Linked DNA regions of Homo sapiens: region 1 is linked to region 2. A link is an interaction called in ENCODE POLR2A ChIA-PET data of the cell type or tissue named here. Cell type or tissue: endothelial cell of umbilical vein. All regions are shown on one strand. Each heading gives the region's core, and the rest is flanking DNA. Links, peaks and the distances in the headings are about the cores only. Region 1 overlaps LOC124900647 (nascent polypeptide-associated complex subunit alpha, muscle-specific form-like). Region 2 overlaps MAEA (macrophage erythroblast attacher, E3 ubiquitin ligase).

Region 1 (9,975 bases), core at 1,611-9,610, 150 kb before region 2:
TGTTTGTTTTTTTAATCATCATTGCATTTCACAAATTAAACAGAGGGTAAGTCACTTGCCCAGTGGCACACAGCTCTCAGGTGACAGACTGGGATTTGGATCCAGGCAGGCTTGTACAGACTCCAGAGTCCCAAATATGGCTTCATCCACAGTGTCGGAGCAGCAGCGAGGGCTCTAAGACCACCCAGCTCTCTTCCTGGCTATTTTTTCCATGCTACTCATCCCAAAACTTGATCTCACATTGCTCTGTTTCTTTCTCTGCCTCCATGCTTGATGCATTTACTTAATCTTTCGCAGGATGGGTCATTACTTTTTGCAATAGCACACTCAAAGGTAATGACCAAGATAAATTGAAAAGAGGATTCAACAGTATTCATTGTAAGATTGAATGGGATATAAAATACGTAATCAGCACTTGTGAGGAATATCACTAGATTCTCTTCTTCCTACTCCCCCTCCTTTTTTTTTTTTTTTTTTTTTTGCATTAAAACCCGGGAATTTGATGTTGATTGTGGCCTAAATGTTAAGCATATTCTGGATTTTCTACACCGTTCTGACACCACAGGTACTTGTTTCTTTCTCAGAAGGCAGGTGAAGCTCAGCTGTGTGGGGCTGTGCTTGGTGGCAGTGTGGGAAACGTGTGGAACTCACCATGGTGTTAGCAGCTTTTACTAGCCGTTTGCTTGGAAAACAGTCTCCGATCTGCACTTGCACACCCACCACGATGCCTTCTCCCCATGGCTCTGTGGACACCAGGAGGTCAGGGCACAGAGGACGTGCGACTTGTGCTCCTGTCTTGCTGCACAGTCTAAAGACCTCACGTACGTTTTGAATGTTCAACCACTATTAGAGTGAGAAATGGCATCCAAGATGCTTTTACTGAGGAACATTGACAACTGGAAAACAAATCAAGCTTGGATTCCAGGGAACACTGTCCAGATTTCCTGTTTTATGAATTTTACCATTCACTCTTAAGGCTGTTAGGTTTGAATAACTTGATAAATGATCAAGAGAAAACCATGCAGCATTATGTTCACTGCCAAGTAATATGGACGTAGAGGATGGCAGAATTCTGTAAAACCACTTCTGGAGTTCAACATTTAACCGAGCACATTTTACTTACCTGTTACCAGTGTGTCGCTTGGAATGTCTTCTATTAGGCATTTCTCCTCACGTTCCCCTGCGTGGAAATAAAAGGCAGTTGAAAATGGAAAACCAAAACATAAAAGAAATGTTAACATTTGCATTTCTGTTGCTTGAGCCACTTCTGATAATACTTTCTTTGAAATGGATCCGTTGCAAGTGCCACTGGTTAGTGGGTGTTTGTATTTCACTGGCTAATTTTGTAAAATTGATTTTTGTGAGAAGTGACACGTGGCGCTGACACTGGGCAGATACTTGCAGCAAATCCGACGAACAAGATAAAAAGGCGTAAGAATTTGGGGCCTTTCCAAGCTGATGATGCAGAGTTCTTTCTGATCCGCCACTGAAAAGATGTTGAAGCATTCTGATGGAGTGAAGAAGCTTCTAATGAAGATGGTGTCATGGAGTATGAGAAATGAGAGATGGGGAGGCAGGTGTAGGCAGGAGGGGAGGGAGGCTGGGTGTGGGGGTGAGGCTAGGCATGTCGAGGGGAGGCTGGGTGCGGTGGGGAGGCTAGGTGTGGGGGGGTGTGGCTGGGTGTAAGGGGTGAGTTTGGGTGTCTGGGGGGAGTCTGGGTATGTTGGGGGAGGCTGGGTGTGTGAGAGGAGTCTGGGTGTGTGAAGGGAGTCTGGGTGGGTGGGGGAGAGCTGGGTGTGTGGGAGGGAGTTTGGGTGTGTTGGGGGAGGCCGGGTGCCGGGGGAAGGCTGGGTTGGGAGGAGTCTGGGTGCGGGGGAGGTGGGTGTGGACCTGTGGGTGGGAGGAAGGGAACCTGGCTAAAGTGGAACCACCTGGACTAGGAAGAGCGCGTGCCCTGAAGAGACTAAGTCTGTTTCCTCATTTAAAAAAGGAGTGAAAATCACTTAGTGATCCATTAGGTCTTTTCAGCTGCGACATCCGGTGTTTTCTCTTTAAACCTTTTATTTAAAAATGTCTGTAGACTAACAAAAAGTTACAAAAATAGTGCAGAGGTCCTGTGACCCATTCGTCAACGCCCCCAGTGCAACGTCTTATGTGACTAATCACTGCAGGACTGCATCACGGGGACCGGGCATTTGACAGTGGCAGAGAACAGCTAGCTCGGCTGCAAAGCTCACGTGCTCACATTTTTGCACACGCTTGTTTTTTGTATGTGAGTGCACCATCATGAGAATGCTTCAGCGAGCCCTTTTGAGCACTCTGGAAAGAAGTGGGAAGATGGAAAGAATGCATCGTGTGGTTTGGAGCAAGTGCTGGCAGCCGAGGGCCTGGGCTGTCTGACTACACTGCTTCTCAGTGACGTGAGTGTGGACAGATCGACGGACCTCCGGGCCGTCACCCATAAGGCAGGGGCAGTGCATTGTCGCAGGGATTAGATGACACAGGCGGTGTGGGCTTCTCAGCCCTGGTCTGGTGCATAGTGGGCATTTGGTGAAGGGTGTAGCTGTTGCTTTTCTGGTGCCAGGTGGAGCTCTGGCTGGATTCCAAGCGTGTGGCAAGGGTGACCAGGCACGCACCTGCAGCTGTCTTCATCCACGACCTGCCCTTCCTCCTACCTAAACCCAGCTCCAGTTTCAGAGCCCACCTTTTCCTTCCTCCTCAGAGACCTCTCTCCCTTCCCACTGGTCTGTTCCCTCTGCCTCAGTCTCCCAAACAGCCAATGTTTTCCTTTAGAGATGTTCTGAAGCACAATGTTGACAAGCCTAGACTCTGGGGCCACACTGTCTGGGTGTCCCTCCTCTGCCCCTTACCTCCTGTGCGATCCTAGGCAAGTTCCTTAGTTGTTCTCTGCCTCAGTTTCCTCATCTGAGAGAATAAAGAGCCCACTTTATACGGTGGCTGTAAAGACCAAATGATACTCTCTGTGTAAAGTGCTAAGAACAGTCCCTGGCACACAGTACACTCTGTGTAAGTGTTTGCCAGTGTTATTTCATAGCCTGACATCTTGAGGGGTTGCCAGATAGGCTAGCTCCACTTCTCTACTTCCTCACACAGCTAAAAAAAACAAAACCGTCTATTCTAGAACAGTTTAAGCACATGAAACTAGAGAATTGTGTGATGAACCCCAAACTAGTTTTACTTAACCAACACACACACACCACACACACACTTTTAAAGTATGTCAGGTCAGAGGCCGTTTTCACCTATCGGCACTTCAGTATGCGTCACTAACTAGTGAGGACCTTATTAAATGAAACAGTCACCAACCATGCCATCACAGCAAGGTTAATAAGAATCCCTTCCTGTCCTCCGACACGCAGTTCACAGTCACATTTCCCTGATTGACTTAAAAGGTCTTTTTCACAGTTGATTTATTTTGATCAGTATCTAAACAGAATCCACACATGACACTTGGTTGCTATGTCTGTTAAAACTCTTTTATTTATAGGGTCTGCCTTCCCCACACAAGTCTCTTTCTTAACCCACTAATTTGTTGGAGGCCCTGGGGCCCTTGCTCTTGGCGGCCGGCATCCCAGATGTGGTGAAAGTGTCCTCAGGTGCCGTTGGACTCAGCACACCTTCGCTGTGACTGCAAATCTCTGGGGGTTCTTTTTGAGCTCACGCCCTGATCTGGAGGTGAGGACGGGGCCTGGGCACTGACACTGATGCTCCAGAGACTGTGCTGGGAGTGGCGAGGGGTTGGCTGGCTCTTCCTCCAGCTTCCCAGGTACTGGCGTGTGCAGTTAGAGTTGATGAGACTCGGGCTCAGACTTTAAGCTAGAGTTGCTGCTGAGTGCCTCCTGGTGCCTCACAGTGGAGGCCATGATGTCCAGGTGTCCTGCCTTGAGTGACCACAGCCCATCAGGGGCTCAGTGCTGTCCCCGCTTGCCCCTTGTCAGGTTCCCTCAGCCTCTGCCTGGCAGTTTTGACATCCACTCTCTCTCGATTCCTCTTTCCTCAGTGGTTGCTACAGGAGAACTTCTCACCAACTAGCTGCTTGCCCTGAAGCAGTTTGTACAGGAAAGGCCGGCCATGGGCTTGGTTCTTTCCCTAGAATTAGCAGTTTTCAAAGGAGTATGTTTGTTCCCTAACAGCCGCCATGTAACCAATGGGGATTCTTTAAAGTATCATTATGAATTCATGAGTGGCTGGGTATTTAATGCTTTTCTGATATATTGGAGTCATTATTCTTAATACTTAAATTGCCCAACCTTTGGCCAATGGTGACCCTTCAGTTTCACTCCTGTGTCCTTTAGACAGAATAACATTCACTCTTTAATATAATATAAAAGGCATTCACGTGAGGGGCATTTGCTTCTGCAGATCGTCATTGCCCTGAGCTTTCTCAGGGGACAGAGCTAGGAAAGGTTTTACTGTGGGCTTATTTTTAAATTAAAAAAGGAGCTCATATTCTCATGTCCAATCGAAGTGTAAGACTAAAGAGTTTTACTTCATTTCATTGAATATATACTTGTATCTCTTTTATGCCAAAAATCTACTTACTGGCATTAATACAATATATTTGCTTTATCCTTCAACATAGCTATACAGGCCATACCTTGGAGACACTGCAGGTTCAGATCCAGACCACCAATAAAGCAAACATTGCAGTAAACCAAGTCACAGAAATGTTTTTGTTTCCCAGTGCATATAAAAGTTATATTGACACTATATTGTAGTCTATTAAGTGTGTAATAAGCACTGTGTCTACAAAAAAGATGCATGTACCTTAATTAACATACTTTATTGCTAAAAAATGCTAATGATTATCTGAGCCTTCATGGAGTGGTAACCTTTTTGCTGGTGGAGGGTCTTGCCTTGATGTAGACGGCTGCTAACTGATCAGGGTGGTGGCTGCTGAAGGTTGTGGTGGCTGTGGCAATGTCTTAAAATTAGACATCAGTGAAGTTTGTCATATCAATTGATGCTTTCACAAAAGATTCCTCTGTAGCATGTGACACTTTGATAGCATTTTACCCACAGTAGAAAGTCTTTCAAAATTGGAGCCAGTCCTCTCCAATTCTGCTGCTGCTTTATCAACTAAGTTTATGGAATATTCTAAACCCTTGGTTTCATTTCAGTGTTCATAGAATCTTCACCAGGACTAGATTCCATCTCAGTAAACTACTTTCTTTGCTCATCCATAAGAAGCACTCCTCATCAGTTCAGGTTTCAGCCTGAGATTGCAATAATTTGGTCCCATCTGCAGGCTCCACTTCTAATTCTATTTCTCTTGCTGTTTCCACCACATCTGTAGAGACTTCCTGCACTGAAGTCTTCAACTCCTCAAAGTCATCCTTGAGGGTTAAGATCAGCTTCTCCCAAACTCCTGTTCATGTTGATATTTGTATGTCCTCCCATGAATCATCAGTGTTTTGAATGGCATCTGGAATAGTGAATCCTTTCCAGAAGGTTTTCAATTTACTCGTCCAGATTCATGAGAGGAATCCCTATCTGTGGCAGCTATAGCTTTACAAGATGTATTTCTCAAATAGTAAGACTTGATAATTGAAATTTCTCCTTGATCCATGGGCTGCAGAATGGATGTTGTGTTAGCAGGCATGAAAACAACAGTAATCTCCTTATACATTTTCATCAGAGCTCTTGGGTGACCAGCTGCATTGTCAATATTGTCAATGCATAGTAATACTTTGAAATAATCTTTTTTTTTTTTCTGAGCAGTAGGTCTCAAAAGTAGGCTTAAAATATTCAGTTAGCCATGCTGTAAACAGATGGCTGTCATCCAGGCCATGTTGTTCCATGTATAGAGCATAAGTGGAGGAGGTTTAGCATAATTATTAAGGGCCCTAAGATTTTCAGAATGGTCAATGAGGATTGGAGTCAACTTTAAGTCACCAGCTGCATTACCCCTAATGAGAGAGTTAGCTTGTCGTTTGAAGCTTTGAAGCCAGACACTGGCTTCTCTCTAGCTATGAAAGTTCTAGATGGCATCTTCTTCCAATAGAAGACTGTTTTGTCTACATTTGAAATCCACTGTTTAGTGTAGCCGTCTTCATCAATGATCTCAGCTACATCTTCTGGGTGACTTGCTGCAGCTTCTACATCAGCACTTGCTGCTTCACCTTGTTCTGTTTTTTTTTTCCCTTAAACCTCATGAACCAACCTCTGCTAGTTTCAAACTTTTCTTCTGCAGCTCCCTTACCTCTCTTAGCCTTCATAGAACTGAAGAGAAAGCCTTGCTCTGGATTAGGCTTTAGCTTAAGGGAAGGTTGTGTCCGGTTTGATCTTCTATCTAGACCACTCAAACTTTCTCCATATCAGCAATAAGGCTGTTTCACTTTATCATTTGTGTGTTTACTGGAGTGGCACTCTTAATTTCCTTCAAGAACTTTTCTTGGCTGGGCACAGTGGCTCATGTCTATAATCCCAACACTTTGAGACTGAGGCAGGAGGATTGCTTGAGGCCAGGAGTTTGAGACCAGCCTGAGCAACATAGCAAAACCTTGTCTCGACAAAAAAATACATAAAAAAAAAATTAGCTGGGCACATGCCTGTAGTCCTAGCTAGTTTGGAGGCTAAGGCAGGAGGATCCCTTGAGCCCAAGAGTTCAAGGTTACAGCGAGCTATGATCATGCCACTGCACTCCAGCCTAGGTGACAGAGCAAAACCCTGTCTCAAAAAATAACAATACTTTTTTCTTTGTATTCACAACTTGGCTGACTGTTTGGCACAAGAGGCCTAGCTTTCAGCCTATCTCAGCTTTATGTTAATCATTTCTAGCCTTTGATTGCAAGAGAGAGATGATGGCTCCTCCTTTCACTTGAACACTTAGAGGCCACTGCAGGGTTACTTGTTGGCCTAATTTCATATTAGTATATCTCAGGAAATAGGGAGACTTGAGGAGAGAGAGAGAAATGAGGCAATGGACAGTCATTGGAGCAGTCAGACCACACACAACATTTATCTACTACATTTGCCATCTTACGTGGGTATAGTTGGTGACGTCCTAAAACAATTTCAGCAGTAACAACAAAGATCACTGAACACAGATCGTTATAACAGATATAATAATGATAAAATACACTGAAATATTGTGGCAGTTACCAAAAAGTGACACAGAGACATGAAGTGAGCACATGCTGTTGGAAAATGGCGCTGACAGACTTGCTCAATTCAAGGTTGCCTCAAACCTTCCATTTGTAAAAAGCACAGTATCTGCAAAGCACAGTGAAGCAAAGTGCAGTAAAGTGGGGGTGTCCACAAGAATTTCCAAAGAGCCACACCAACATTTGCTGCTATCAAAAAGACTACGAAATGCCATCTAAGATTTCTTTGCCATTCTCTTTCGTCTTTTCCCGGGGACATACGCACAAAAACACCATTTAAAGTTATTGAAGTAATTATTTTCATATAAAGTATATTTCATTTGTGTCAGTTTGTTTTCAATATTTGCAGTTTAGTCATTTTGCCTCTTTAAAGTTCACTATTTTTATTTTTGATTATGTAAAATATTTACATGGCTCAAAAATAAAATTATATGCAAGAAAAGAAAGAACAGATGAGACAAAATAAAAATGAAATTGGTAGATTTAAATCTGATGATATCAATTAAGTCCATTCGATGTAAATGACATAAAGGCAGAGATTATCAGACCAGTAAAGAAGCAAGACTCAAATAAGTAATGTCTACAAGAAACTGGCTTTTAAAAAGATATTCCATGCAAACTCTAATCCAAGAAGTAGGAGTGCCAATATTAATATCAGGCAAGATAGATTTTTAAATAAAAGGAGATTACTGGAGATAAAGGAGCATTTCATAATGATAAATGGGAACTATCTTAAATATATATGTACCTAATAATAAAGCTTCCAAATTTTATGAAACAAAAATTGCCAGAATTGAAGGAGAAAGAGATACATCTATAATTATAGTTGGAGATGTCAACAATCCTCTATTAGTAATATAACAAATAAAGGGAAGTCAGTAGGATTAGTGAAGACCTGAACGATGCCATCAACCAATGTGACCCAACTTGAGCAAACTAACATTAGTGAAACACCACACTCAGGCATGACAGGATGCACAGGGAATATTTGCCAAGATAGGTCTTACTTGGGGCTATAAAATAGTATCAATAAATTTACAAGGATTGAAATCATACAATATGTTCCTGACCATAACTTAATTGAATTAGAAATCAGTAATAAAACTTATATGAGAAACTGCAAATATTTAGATATTAAACACAGTTTTAAATAAACCATGTATCAGAGAAGATGTCACAGGGAAGATAGGAAGTATTTTAATTGAATTGCAATGAAAATATATTTCTTTTGTGGTATGCGGCTAAAGCAATTTATAAAGGGAAATTTATGCCTTTAAATACCTGTATTGAGTTTGAGACCAGCCTGGGCAACATAGTAAGATCATATCTCTATTTTAAAAATTTAAAAATTAGCCAGGCATGATGACATGTGCCTGTAGTCCCAGTTACTTGGGAGGCTGAGATAGGAGAATTGCTTGAACCCAGGAGGCGGAGGTTGCAGTGAGCTGAGATCACGCCACCGCACTCCAACCTGGGTGACAGAGTGAGACTCTGTCTCAAAAAAAAAAAAAAAAAATGCTTGTATTAGAAAAGAAGAAAAGTTTAAAATCCATGACCTAAACTTCTACCTTAATAAACTACAAAAAGAAAAGCAAATTAAACCTAAAGTAAGAAGGAAGGAAACATTAAAGATTGATGGAAGAAAAAGTAAAAGTAAAGTGTGGAAATCATTGAAACAAAATGAACAAACACTAGAGAAAGCTAATGAAACTAAAACTCGTTCTTTGAAAGATCAATAAAATTGGTAAGTCTGATCAGGGGAGAAGGAGAAAAACCACAAGTTACCAATATCAGAATGAAAGGGGATATCGTTATAAATTCTACAGATAATAAGAGGGTAATAAAGAAATTTTATGGGCCAGTGTGGTAGCTCATGTCTGTAATCCCAGCATTTCGGGAGACTAAGGAAGATGGATATGACTTGAGGAGTTTAAGACCAGCCTGGACATCATAGTGAGACCTTGTTGCTACAAAACAATAAAAATCAGCTGGGTGTGGTGGGGGGGTACCTGTAGTCCCAGCTACTCAGGAGGCTAAGGTGGGAGGATGGCTTGAACCTAGAAGGCTGAGACTGCAGTAAGCAGTGACTGTGTCACTGCACTCCAGCCTGACGACAGAGGGATACCCTGTCTAAAAGAATTTTGTGAATGAGTTGTGCCAATACATTTGACAATTTAGATGAAATTGACAAATTCTTCAAAAGCACAAATTACAAAAACTTTCACAAGAAAAAATATTTTTAATAGCCTAATCAATCTAATAAAGAATCGAATAAATAAATTTTATTTGTAATTAAAAACTCCTCCCACAAAGAAAATTCTAGGCCCAATGGCCTCACTGGTGAATTCTGTGAAATATTCTATAAAACGTTTATGAAAAAGTTAATATCCATTTTTCACAAAGTCAGAGAAGAGAGCACTTGGATTCATTTTATGAGGTCAGCATTATCCTATACCAAAATTATACTATGACATTATAGAATCTAGTAATAAATGTATTTGGAACTGACAATTCCCTGTGCTTTTAAACATTCTGTGGTTAAAAATTTGCCCAGTTATTTGAATTTGGGTGTTTGTTTTTTGGGGGTTTTTGTTTTTTTGAGAAGGAGTCTGTATCGCCCAGGGTGGAGTGCAATGGTGCAATCTCGGCTCACTGCAACCTCTGCTTCCTGGGTTCAAGCAATTCTCCTGCCTCAGCCTCCTGAGTAGCTGGGATTACAGGCATCTGCCACCACTCCCGGCTAATTTTGTATTTTTAGTACAGATGGGGTTTCACCATGTTGGCCAGGCTGGTCTCAAACTCCTGACCTCAAGTGATCCACCCATCTCAGCCTCCCAAAGTGCTGGGA
Region 2 (11,292 bases), core at 1,994-9,993:
ACACACGGAGTTACCATAGGACCTGGCAGCTCCCCTCCTCAGCTTATCCCCAAGACCAGTAGAAACTCTTAAGAATGTCATCCTCGGGCCGGGTGTGGTGGCTCATGCCTGTAATCCCAGCACTTTGGGAGGCTGGGGCGGGTGGATCATGAGCTCAGGAGATTGAGACCGTCCTGGCCAACATGGTGAAACCCCGTCTCTACTAAAAATACAAAAAAAAAAAAAAAAAAAAAAAGCCGGTCATGGTGGCGTGCACCTGTAGTCCCAGCTACTTGGGAGGCTGAGGCAGGAGGATCACTTAAACCGGGGAGGCAGAGGTTACAGTGAGCTGAGATCGCACTACTGCACTCCAGCCTGGGCGACAGTGAGACTCTGTCTCAAAAAAAAAAAAGAATGTCATGTCCTTCTCGATAGCAGCCAAAGGTCCATCAGTTGTGAATTCCTAAACAAATAGGTATACGAATACCACGGAAGACCATTCAGCCATGAAGAGGAGTGGAGCGTCGCTGTATGCCACATCACAGGTGAACCTGGTAAACATGCTAAGTGAGAAAAGCCAGATACAAAAGTCCACATCACGTGTGATTCCATTTATATGGAATTGGTTGGTGGTTGATTGCCTGGGTCTGAGGGGACTACAGCGGGTTCCTTTTTTGGAGTGATGAAAATCTAGAAGTAGAGTGGTTTGTACAACCTTGTGCTTATTCTAAAAACTACTAAATTGTACATATTAAAGGGGTGAATTTTACGGCCTGTGAATTGTATCAGTAAAAATTGGTAAAATTAAAAATGACATTGGGATTTTTTGTATGATTCAGCTTAATAGACAACTGAAGAGCATGCTTGCACAGTGCCGGCAGGGCAGGGGGGTCCGGCAGGGCAGGGTGGGGGTCGGGCAGGGCAGGGGGGTCCGGCAGGGCAGGGTGGGGGTCGGGCAGGGCAGGGGGCGTCCGTGGTGTGTAGCTCTGCACACAGGAGTCGGGAGTTTTTAGTCCAGGTCCATAGAAGTAGAATACCTGGGTTGAAGGGTGAGGCCCAGGTTCTGTAGCTCCCGTCAAACCCCACGCACCCTCCTCCCCCTGTCAGTCGTGTGGCTCCAGTTTCCTTCACCTCACCAGTGTGTTTTCTGTGAGCCGCATGTGGCTGTTGAGCACTTGAGATGTTGCTGGTCCAAATCGTCGTGTGCTGTCAATGTAAAGTATGCCCTAGCTTTCAAAGGTTTAGTACAAAGAGGGTAAAGAATGTAAAATATCTAATGATTATTTATTGTTTGTTTATTTTGTATTTTTTTTTGTAGAGACGGGGGTGTCTCTATGTTGCCCAGGCTGGTCTCCAACTCCTGGCCTCAAGCAGTCCTCCCACCTTAGCCTCCCAAAGCACGGGGATTCCAGATAGGAGTCACCATGCTTGGCCCTGAAAATTACTTATTTATTTATTTGAGACGGAGTCTCGCACTGTCGCCCAGGCTGGAGTGCAGTGGCGTGGTCTCTGCTCACTGCAAGCTCCGCCTCTTGGGTTTACACCATTCTCCTGCCTCAGCCTCCCGAGTAGTTGGGACTACAGGCACCCGCCACCACGCCTGGCTAATTTTTTTGTATTTTTAGTACAGACGGGGGCATCGTGTTGGCCAGGATGGTCTCCATCTCCTGACCTCATGATCCACCCACCTCGGCCTCCCAAAGTGCTGGGATTACAGGCATGAACCACCACGCCCGGCCCCTGGTAATTTATGTTAAGTGTTTAAATGAACATATTCGGGATAAATTGGGTTAAATAAAATATATTAAAACACATTTCATGTGTTTCTTTGTACTATGGCTACTAGAAAATTTGAAACTCTACAAATGTGTCTCACGCTATACTCTATTGAATTTGAAACTATACAAATGTGTCTCACGCTATACTCTACTGAATGGTACTGCTTTGTGGCTTTATCCTTTTTTTATCTGCTTCGGTTTCTCAGAGATGTTTTAAAAACAAAAAAGTTGTACTGATGTTTCTGTCTTTCCATAGCCATCCAGATTTATGATGATTATTAATACCGTGGACTTCTCTTCACCATCTTATTTTGCTTTCTATTTCCCATGCTTTTGTCTTCATTTTTTCATTTTTTTTTTGGTGGATCGTTAAGGTTTTCTTTGTTCCAGTTAATTTCCTCTTGCGGTTTGCCCAGTTCACAGCCATGCTCCACTTGTGGCAAATCAAAAAGGTCTCCACACATTGCCAGGTGTCCCCTGGGGAGCAAGTGGTCCCTGTGGAAAGCCGCTGCACTAGGTGAGCCCGGCCCTGGTGAGGGTGCCTTGTGAGTGGAGCCTGCTTGTGCTGCTGTGCCCCGCTGCTTCCAGGCGGCGCGGCCCTCCGTCTGATTGCTGGAGGACTCTTCGGTGTGGACACACCGTGGTTTGTTTACCCATCCTGGTCAATGGACAATTGGAACTGTGGTGAACAAGCATTCCTGCACCTGTATGTGGATATTGTATGTCCATTTTTCTTGGGAGTGGAATGGCTGAGTCATCTGGTAGGTGTCTTTACCTTTTAAAGAACTAAGCGCTTTTTCCAGAAGGATCATCAGAACTGCTGCCAGCAAGAGTCCAGGTATCCCGGCTCCACCAGCATGTGGTGGCGGCCTCTTGACTTGGAACTGTTCTTCTGGGTGCCGGGGTTCTCCAGAGAAACAGAGCCAGTGGCACCCACATGTGTGTGTGCGCACGCGTGTGTGGGAGTGTGCGTGCGTGCACGTGCGCACGCGTGCGTGTAAGGAGCTGTGTCACAAAGAATTGGCTGGTGCAGTTATCAAAGCTAAGTCCCGAGCCGGAGACCCAGGAGAGCTGAAATGTAGTTCCAGTCTCAGTCTCAAGGCCTGAGAACCAAGAGGGCTGACAGTAGCAGTTTTAACCCGGAAGCTGTCGGGCGGGCGGGAGATCCAAGAAGAGCCAGGGTTTTAGTCCAAGTGCAAAGGCCAGAAAAGACCATGCCCCGCCCACAGGAGGAATTCCTTCTTACCCAGCCTTGCCTTTCCCTTCAGGTCCTCAGCAGATTGGGCAGGGCCCCTCCCCAACGGGGAAGGCTGTGGGCTTTCCTCAGTTTACCCATTCAGATATTAATCCCATCCCAGAATGCTCTCACAGTCACACCCAGAATAATACTTGGCCAAATGTTTGTTGGGGAACCTGGCAGCGTCAAATGGACCCATAAAATTCACCATCGCGCTTTCCGCTGTGGTCTAATTTGCATTTCCCTGATGACTCATGATGTTGCACGTCTTCCTGGAGATTACCTGCCCTTCATAGAACTTCTCTGTGATGTTCCTGTTCAAACCTTTTCCCCATTAAAAAAATGGGATTGCTAACCGGGCGAGGTGGCAGGCACCTGTAGTCCTAGCTACTCAGGAGGCTGAGGCAGGACAATCACTTGATCCCGGGAGGCGGAGGTTGCAGTGAGCCGAGATCACGCTATTGCACTCCAGCCTGGGTGATGGAGTGAGACTGTGTCTCAAGAAAAAAGAAAAGAAAAGTGGGTTGGGGGGCTTGCTTGTCGTAATACTGAGGCTGCAGGAGTTGGCTGTATTCCAGATGGAAGCCCTTTGTCAGCTGTGCTGTGAAGGCCTTCTCCCAGTCCATGGCTCGTGTTCTTAACTTTCTTACATTGTTTTCTGAAGAGCAGAAGTTTTAATTTTGATAAGGTTCAGAGGATGGATTTTTCTTTTACAGTTGGTACATTTTGTATCCTTCTAAGAAATTGTTGCCTGTCTCAAGGATGCAAAGATTTTCTCCCTTGTTTCCTTCTAAGGAGTTTCACAGTTTGAGCTTTTGTGTTTAGGTCCGTGATCCATTCGGAGGCACTTTTCATGGGATGTGAGGTTTGGGTTGAGGGCCATCCCTTCCCTGTCCTGGCTGTTGCAGAGACTGTCCTTCGCCTCAGTTGCCTTGGCCCCTTGGCTGTATGTAAATGGACCCTGCCTGTGGGTCTTTTTCTGGGTTCCCCACCCTGTATTGACCCCTGCATCCATTCCTAGACCAGTGCTGTACTGGCTTCAGCACTCTAGCTTTATGAGAAGTCTGGCAGTCAGGTGCCATTTATCAAAATTCATTAGAATTTTTGTTAACATTTTTTAATTTAAAAAGATACTGTTATATATGTATACAATTTGCCATCAACCATTTTATACAGCAACCACTTTATCCATTTATAGCGTAGACACCGTTCCGTAAGCACACAGTACAGTCATACCATCTATATCACCATGACCCTCTCATCTTGCAAACCGGAAACTCCATAGCCATTGAACAAAACTGCCTCCTCCCCACCCCAGCCCCTGGGATCCACCATTCTGCTTTATGTGTCTAAGAGTTGGACTGTGTGAGATACCTCATACAAGCAGAGTTAGCAGATTTGTCTTTTCATGGTTGACTTATTTCACTTAGCATAATGTCTTCAAGGTTCACCCATGTTACAGTGAGTGAGAGGATTGCCTTCTTTTAAAAGGCTGAATACTGTTCCACTGTGTATTGTGTTACTTGTCCCCAGGGGGACGGAACTCATAATATATAGAGGTAGATGAGGGGATTTATTGGGGAACTGGCTTGTGTGATTACAGAGGCTGAGTCCCGCAGCAGACCTGCACCCCAGAGACCCTGGGAAGCTGGTGCGTGGCTCAGTCCAAAGCCAAAGGCCTGAGAACCCTGGGGGGATGCTGGTGTAAGTCCCAACATCCAAAGGCCAGAGACCCTGGAGTTCTGATGCCAAAGGGCAGGATCCCAGCTCCAGGAGGGACAGGAAATTGCTTATCCTCTGACTTTCTTGTTCTGTCTGGGCCCCAGCGGACTGGATGGCACCACCTACCTGGAGGACATCTTCCCACTCACCCACCAGTCTCCTCTGGAAACACCCGCACAGGCACACCCAGAAGTAATGCTTCACAGGTTCTCTAGGTATCCCAAATCCCATCAAGTTGATGCCTGAAATGAACCATTACCTGTGCAGATACGGTCATGTGTCACTTACATGGAAAAACTCTCAGAAATGCATCGTTAGGCGACTTTGCGGTGTGAACATCGTGGAATGAACTAACAGGAGCCAGATGGTGTGGCTGCTGCACGCCCGCACCGTGGTACAGCCTGTGGCTCCTGGGCTGCAAACCTGTACAGCATGTCACTGCACTGAATACTGCAGGCAGCTGTTCCACGGTGGTGTTTTGCATGGAACACATCGAAACATAGAAAAGGTGCAGTGAGAATGCAGTATCCTAATCTTAATGGGACCACTATCACCTGCACGGTCTGTTGTTGACCAAAATGTCGTTATGTGGTGTGTGACTGCCACGTTTTCTTTCTTCATTCCCCTGGTGATGGACATGTGGGTGGCTTCTGCCTCGTGGCTGCCATGAACACAGGTGTGCAGATACCTCCTGGGACCCTGCCTTCAGTTCTCGTGGCCTACTGGGGACTCAGGAGCCTTGTGCCTAACGTTCTGAGGAATTGCCTCGCTGCTCTACACGCTGCGCCGGGCACGTTCCCTGGCACTGCACGCGTGTCCCGCTGCTCCGCTTCCTGCCGTGGCATAGCTTTCGGTGTTGAGTGATCGCCGTCCTAACGGGCACGAGGTGATGCCTCACGTCTGCACTTGTGTCTCCTGAGCAGTGGTTGGTCGTGTGGAGCATCTTGTCATGTGCCGCTTGGCCATTGGTTTATCTTCTCTGTACAAGTGTCTAAGTCCTTCACCCATTTTAAAATTGGATATTTCCTTTGGTTGTGGAGTTGTAGGCGTTTTTAAAAGTGCATTCTGGATAGTAGCTCCATATGCAGATCCCTGGGTTGCAGCTATTTTTTCCCATTTTTTACTCTGTTGGTTTTTCCTGCTCTGCAGTTTTTAAGTTTGATGTAGTCCCATTTGTCTCTTTCTGTTGCCTGTGCTATTAGGAATCTATTTTTAATGCTTTGCCCCTTTTCACTGTTCTTCCTATGATACGGTCTGTGAGGTTGCCTGTCCTCATTTGGGCGAGCTGTATCTTCTGCGGGCTCATCTCTGCAGTGCTGTTTCTTGTGTCTTAGAATCTGCTGGCCCCTCTCTGCATTGCTGTTTCTTGTGTCTTACATTGTCTTTGTCCACGGATTTATTGTGTTTGATCACTAAGCAATATTTCTGAGTAGTTTTTCTGCCAGGAAGGTTTGTGTGTGCTCAGCTTTCAGCCCTTGCGTATCTGAAAGTAACTTCAGTTTGTCCTCATTCTTGAGTGATAATTTGGCTCGAGTTAGAGTCTTTAGCATTTCTGAAATTCCACTCACTCGGTCACCAAATGCCCTTTAAGGAGCCTGTGAAGGGGCTCTTGCTAACCAGCCAGCCCAGGCCAGTGGAGGGGAGCTTTTAGGGCCCGGAGTCACGTGCTGAGTCCCCCGGAAGAGGAGGCGGTGCTTTCCGGGGCTGGCCTGGCTCCTCTGGGGGGCGTGGATGTGGGGAGGAGCTGCTGTCTGGGTCAGCAGCTGCCCTGCTGGAGGGAGAGGGGGTGCTGCGCTCATCCCCTGAACTCAGATTGGATAGCCCCGGGCCAGCGCTGGAGGAGGAGCAGAGGCAGGGAGGTGGGAGGAGCGTGCGCAGAGGCGTGGGAGGCCTGAGGAGTAAGCGGCTGGATGTGGACCCTGAGAGCCACTGGCAGGGAGGTGGGGTCTTCCAGTTGTGAAGACACCGTGGCCCCGGTGAGCCCCTCCCCGGCCTCCTTCATGCCTGCGTTCTGCGTAACCGTGGCGCGTTCTGGGCAGGGCCTTTTCCCTTGCACTGGGAGCAAAGGGTTCCTGTCTGCAGCACACCAGCTGCCCGGAGCTCTGCCCTGTGCCTGAGCAGCGTCAGCACCGCGGTGAGGCGGACGGCCCGGCAGGGGTTGGAAAGTCCAGAAAGGCCCCGTTCCCGCGTAGAACTTGAATGCAGCTAAGGGACGTCCAGAGAGGCCTTTCCTTTTCTGGTGGCGGTCTGGAATGTGCTGGTGTGCGGATGCTGTGTGGGTTCCTCCGCGCGAGCGAGGGTGGTTGTGCCGCTTTGTCTAATGGTCTAATGGCGAAGACTTTCTGTCCTGCTCTTGTGAGGCGCCTGCACAGGCAGAGCAAAGACTGAGTATATGCCTTGCGTCCTTTAGAAATTCCACCTCGTGGCAGGACACACTCAGATAGGGTCTCCAGTGGGAGAGTCCTGCAGGCCGGTGTCGGGCTGTGGTGTCAGGGCCTCGGGGGGGCCTTCCCCAGTGGGTCTCGTTGAGCTCGCTTGCACTGGTCAGGTATTTATGGAGAGCTGAAGTGCTGTCTGCTGTGACTTCCCATCCACTAGATGTAGAGCAGACGAAAAGAATCTTTCCCGTCTTTCCTAAGCAGTGCCGAATCCTTGGGAGAAATCTTGAAGGCAGGCAGTGTGGATGATGGGACCCCAGGCTGCGTGGCACCAGCAAGCTTGGTTCCAGATGCCACACACGGTGCCTGGCTTCGAGTCCGTCTCCTGTTGTCACTGCTTTGTGAGTTGGTTAAGCGTGTTGTGTCTTGATAGCTTCCCTGCCCTCCTTCTCAACATCCTGACTCATTTGCTCACCAGCAAGGGTGAGTCCTGCTCGGTAGCAGACGGTGATGCTGGCTGCCATTTGCAAAGCCTCCTGTGTGGCTGTCTGGTGTGGACGAGAGCGTGTGCACCCTGTCACCCGCGGTGGGTCCACGTCGGCGCTGGGGGATGTCTGAGTGGAGGGCAGCTGGGGCCAGGCCGAGTGGGGAGTGGCAGCCGGGGGAACGGGCTCAGGGCCGGCCTTGCCACCCGCCTCCTGCCCCTGCTTTCGGGGGGAAAGTGAGTCTAGGGAAGAGCCCTGCTGTGTGGCTCCTTCCTCGGCTGAGGCCAGTCCTGTCTCTGTTGCCCTGGCTGTCCCTACTTCTGGGAAGCCCAAGCGCTGAGCTGCGTCCAGGTCTCCCTCACTGCAGCCCTGCCTTCCTCACGTGGCCTCACGGCTAAGCACAGTGGCTGACACGAGGTCGAGGCGTGCCCAGGGCCGGGGGAGCAGGCGGTACCCGAGAGTCTGTCCTCCCATGGTTGGGCACGGCTGGAGAGGAGGCGAGGTGGAGCGCTTGTTCTGGCACAGCTGCGACGGCAGAGTTGGGCCCACTGCTCTTGGGCGGCAGCACGGCCGTGTTGCTGATGCGCTGTGTGGTGAGCTGCCGGCCACCAGTGCAGCCAGGACCGCAGGTGGTGTTTCCTGCGGGAGCCCGGCCACGGAGGCCGGGGAGCGCTGGGGCGTGATTCTGTCGTGCCGCTTTCAAACCGTAGAGCACAGGAAACGGGCGGAGAAGAACTCAGCAGCGCTTCTCTCAGAGGGACAGAAAACTAACAACGACTTTAAGATTCTCCTTGATTGGCTTATTTCCACAGGGAATGGATGGTTCTTACGACTGGGGAAGGCAAACGCTGTCACACAGGAGAGGTGTGGGTCGTGCACTTGTGGCTTCCCGTGCGTGTGTGAGGCTTGCTGTGCCCAACCCCAGCCCGTGTGGAGCCCACGCCCCATGCACCCTTGTCCCTGCCCGGCCTGGCCTCGTGTGGTGGCGCCTGCAGCCGCAGCAGCCTGGCTGATCACCGGCCAGGCCTGTGTTTTACCGTCTGATAGCCTCACACCCCGGTCACTCCTCTCCTGTTTGGAAATTTCTTTAACTGTTCGTTATTCTGGATGAACTTTGGGATTATTTTGTCAACATACACGTACAATGTTTTTGGCAAAAATTGGGGTTGCTTCTCATCCAGGGATGTGGAGTGGCTCTCCGTTCAGCAGGGCTTTTGTGGGTCTTGGTTGAGGTTTAGAGTAGATACTTTTGAGACCATGAACCTTCTGAGACTTCTGCCTCTACAAGTGCCATGAGGAGACCTGGTGTGTCCTGGGTGTGGGGCTGGTGGGGCTCACACCAGGGGAGCAGATCCCTCACCATCCTCCTTCCTCTCCAGGTGCCCTACGAGACGCTGAACAAACGCTTTCGCGCCGCTCAGAAGAACATTGACCGGGAGACCAGCCACGTCACCATGGTGGTGGCCGAGCTGGAGAAGACGTTGAGCGGCTGCCCCGCCGTGGACTCCGTGGTCAGCCTGCTGGACGGCGTGGTGGAGAAGCTCAGCGTCCTCAAGAGGAAGGTTGGTCCCGCCTGGCGGTCCCTCTTCAGTCTGGGGCATGGACACCCCTTTTGTCTCGAAAATGAGTCCTAAGACAGGCAAGCTGCAATGATGGGAACGCGGGAGGTGCGGTTGGGGGCCCCCTTCCCTGCTGTCTGCCTTCTGGGGCCACTGTCGGCTGAGCAGGCCAGCTTCCTGTTCCTGTAGGGACCGTGTTGTCTTGCTCCAGGAGTGTCCAGAGTCCAGGCCACAGGGAGACCAGGATGTATAGCAGGTTGATTGATTTTTTTTTTTTTTTTTTTTTTTTGAGACAGAGTCCCACTGTGTCATTCAGGCTGGAGTTCAGTGGTGCGATCTCAGCTCACTGCAGCCTCCACCTCCGGGGTTCAGGCGATTCTCCTGCCTCAGCCTCACGAGTAGCTGGGACTACAGGCGCCCACCACCACGCCCGTCTAATTTTTGTATTGTTAGTAGAGACAGGGTTTCACCATGTTAGCCAGGCTGGTCTCGAACTCCTGACCTCAGGTGATTCACCTGCCTTGGCCTCCCAAAGCTGAAATTACAGGTGTAAGCCACTGCACGCGGCCTGATCGATTATTTTTAGATGGAATTTCACCTCCAAGGAGCATGTGGAGTTCCTTGTCACTGGGATTGGTGGACAGGGGCCTTGGGACTAATCTGGCCCACTGAAGACACCCAGAAAGTGGGATGAGATATCTTGAAACGTCGCACTGAAAATACCCAATAAACCATGAAACCGAAAGGAATCGCCAGGCCAGAACCGGAGGGCAGGGGTCAGAGGTGAGCAGCAAGAGACTGCTGTTGTCCCCTGGAGTGTTGGCCAGGCCAGATGGAGGTGAGGACCGATGACCCAAGCCTTGGAAAGTGGGGCCCAGTGGAGAGAAGGTGGGACCCCACGGTACTACAGCTCAGCGTGGGGTGTACCAGAAGTGGACTGGCGTTGACACAGCATTGCAGCCTACGTTCAGAGGACTGGGATGATTGGAGACCCTCAGCCTTCACTCCGGTGAGGTGGTCCCGGCTGGTGGTGCCTTCCAGCTCCGGGCAGAGTCAATTCAGATTCTTTCTTGGGGAGGATACCTTCAATATGGGCATAAGATGATTCTTAGATTCTCAGTTTTCAAGTACAACGTCCAGCACAGAGACAGCCTGGGCAACAGTGAGACCCTGTCTCAAGACACCACGATGGACTGGAGACCCAGCAGGCAGTAGACAGAGGGCTGCACGGACTGCAGGTGCAGGGGCTGCCAGGTGCCACACCTTACTGTGCTTAAAGAACAGAAGCAGGCTGGGCGCGGTGGCTCACACCTGGAAAGCACTGTGGAAAGCTGAGGCAGCAGAATCACTTGAGCGCAGGAGTTTGAGACCAGCCTGGGCAGCACAGGGAGACCCCATCTCCACAAAACATTAAAAATAGCCAAGCGTACTGGTGCCCTCCTGTAGCCCCAGCAGATACTCAGGAGGCTGAGGCAGAAGGATTGCTTGAGCCCAGGAGGTCAAGGCTGCAGTGAGCCACGATCATGCCACTGCACTCTAGCTGGGCGACAGCGAGACCCTATCTCAAAAAAAAGTTTGAAAGTCTCTGCAGGGAACAGACAGTATAAAAAGTGATTTAAGGCTGGACACTGTGGCTCACTTTGGAAGGGCGAGGCAGGTAGATTGCTTGAGCCCAGGAGTTTGAGATCAGCCTGGGCAACATGGCAAAACCCCATCTCTACAAAAAATAGCCAGGCGTGGTGACACACACCTGTAGTCTCAGCTAATTGGGAGGCTGAGGCAGGAGAATCGCTTGAGCCCAGGAGGTCGAGGTTGTAGTGAGCAGAGATTGTGTCACTGTACTCCAGACTGGGCAACAGAGTGAGACACTGTCTTAAAAAAGTGATTGGGCAGGCACAGTGGCTCACGCCTGCAATCCCAGCACTTTGGGAGGCCAAGGCAGGCGGATCACCTGAGGTCAGGAATTCAAGACCAGCCTGGCCAACATGGCGAAACCCCGTCTCTATTAAAAATACAAAAAAATTAGCCGGGCATGGTGTACGCCTGTGGTCCCAGCTACTCGGGAGGCTGAGGCAGGAGAATCACTTGAACCCAGGAGCTGGAGGTTGCAGTGAGCTGAGATCGCACCACTGCACTTCAGCCTGCACAGAGACT

Evidence for each region. Peaks named below come from ENCODE experiments on the same cell type or tissue, not always from the same donor. Only the 100,000 strongest peaks of a DNase experiment are listed, where the experiment ranks them.
Region 1: POLR2A ChIA-PET joins it to region 2 with 6 read pairs; 3 of 35 experiments call an interaction of 5 or more read pairs at or near these places.

Annotation. Positions count from the first base shown.
Region 1 is chr4:1,152,480-1,162,454 of GRCh38, forward strand. All of the region lies in intron 1 of LOC124900647 (nascent polypeptide-associated complex subunit alpha, muscle-specific form-like), which reads left to right. It overlaps LOC124900837 (hornerin-like), which reads left to right. Exons shown (of 2, transcript XM_047416541.1): 2 at 1-1,221. Among named protein-coding and RNA genes, the nearest start is that of SPON2, 15 kb to the right of the region's middle. In endothelial cell of umbilical vein, for the core only: no CTCF peak of the experiment used is centred there; no DNase peak of the experiment used is centred there; H3K27me3 peaks cover 239 bases.
Region 2 is chr4:1,303,021-1,314,312 of GRCh38, forward strand. It overlaps MAEA (macrophage erythroblast attacher, E3 ubiquitin ligase), which reads left to right. Exons shown (of 9, transcript NM_001017405.3): 2 at 8,959-9,141. Among named protein-coding and RNA genes, the nearest start is that of MAEA, 19 kb to the left of the region's middle. RefSeq lists enhancers at 4,998-5,895, 6,793-7,690. In endothelial cell of umbilical vein, for the core only: no CTCF peak of the experiment used is centred there; a DNase peak (open chromatin) is centred at 6,491; H3K4me3 peaks cover 189 bases.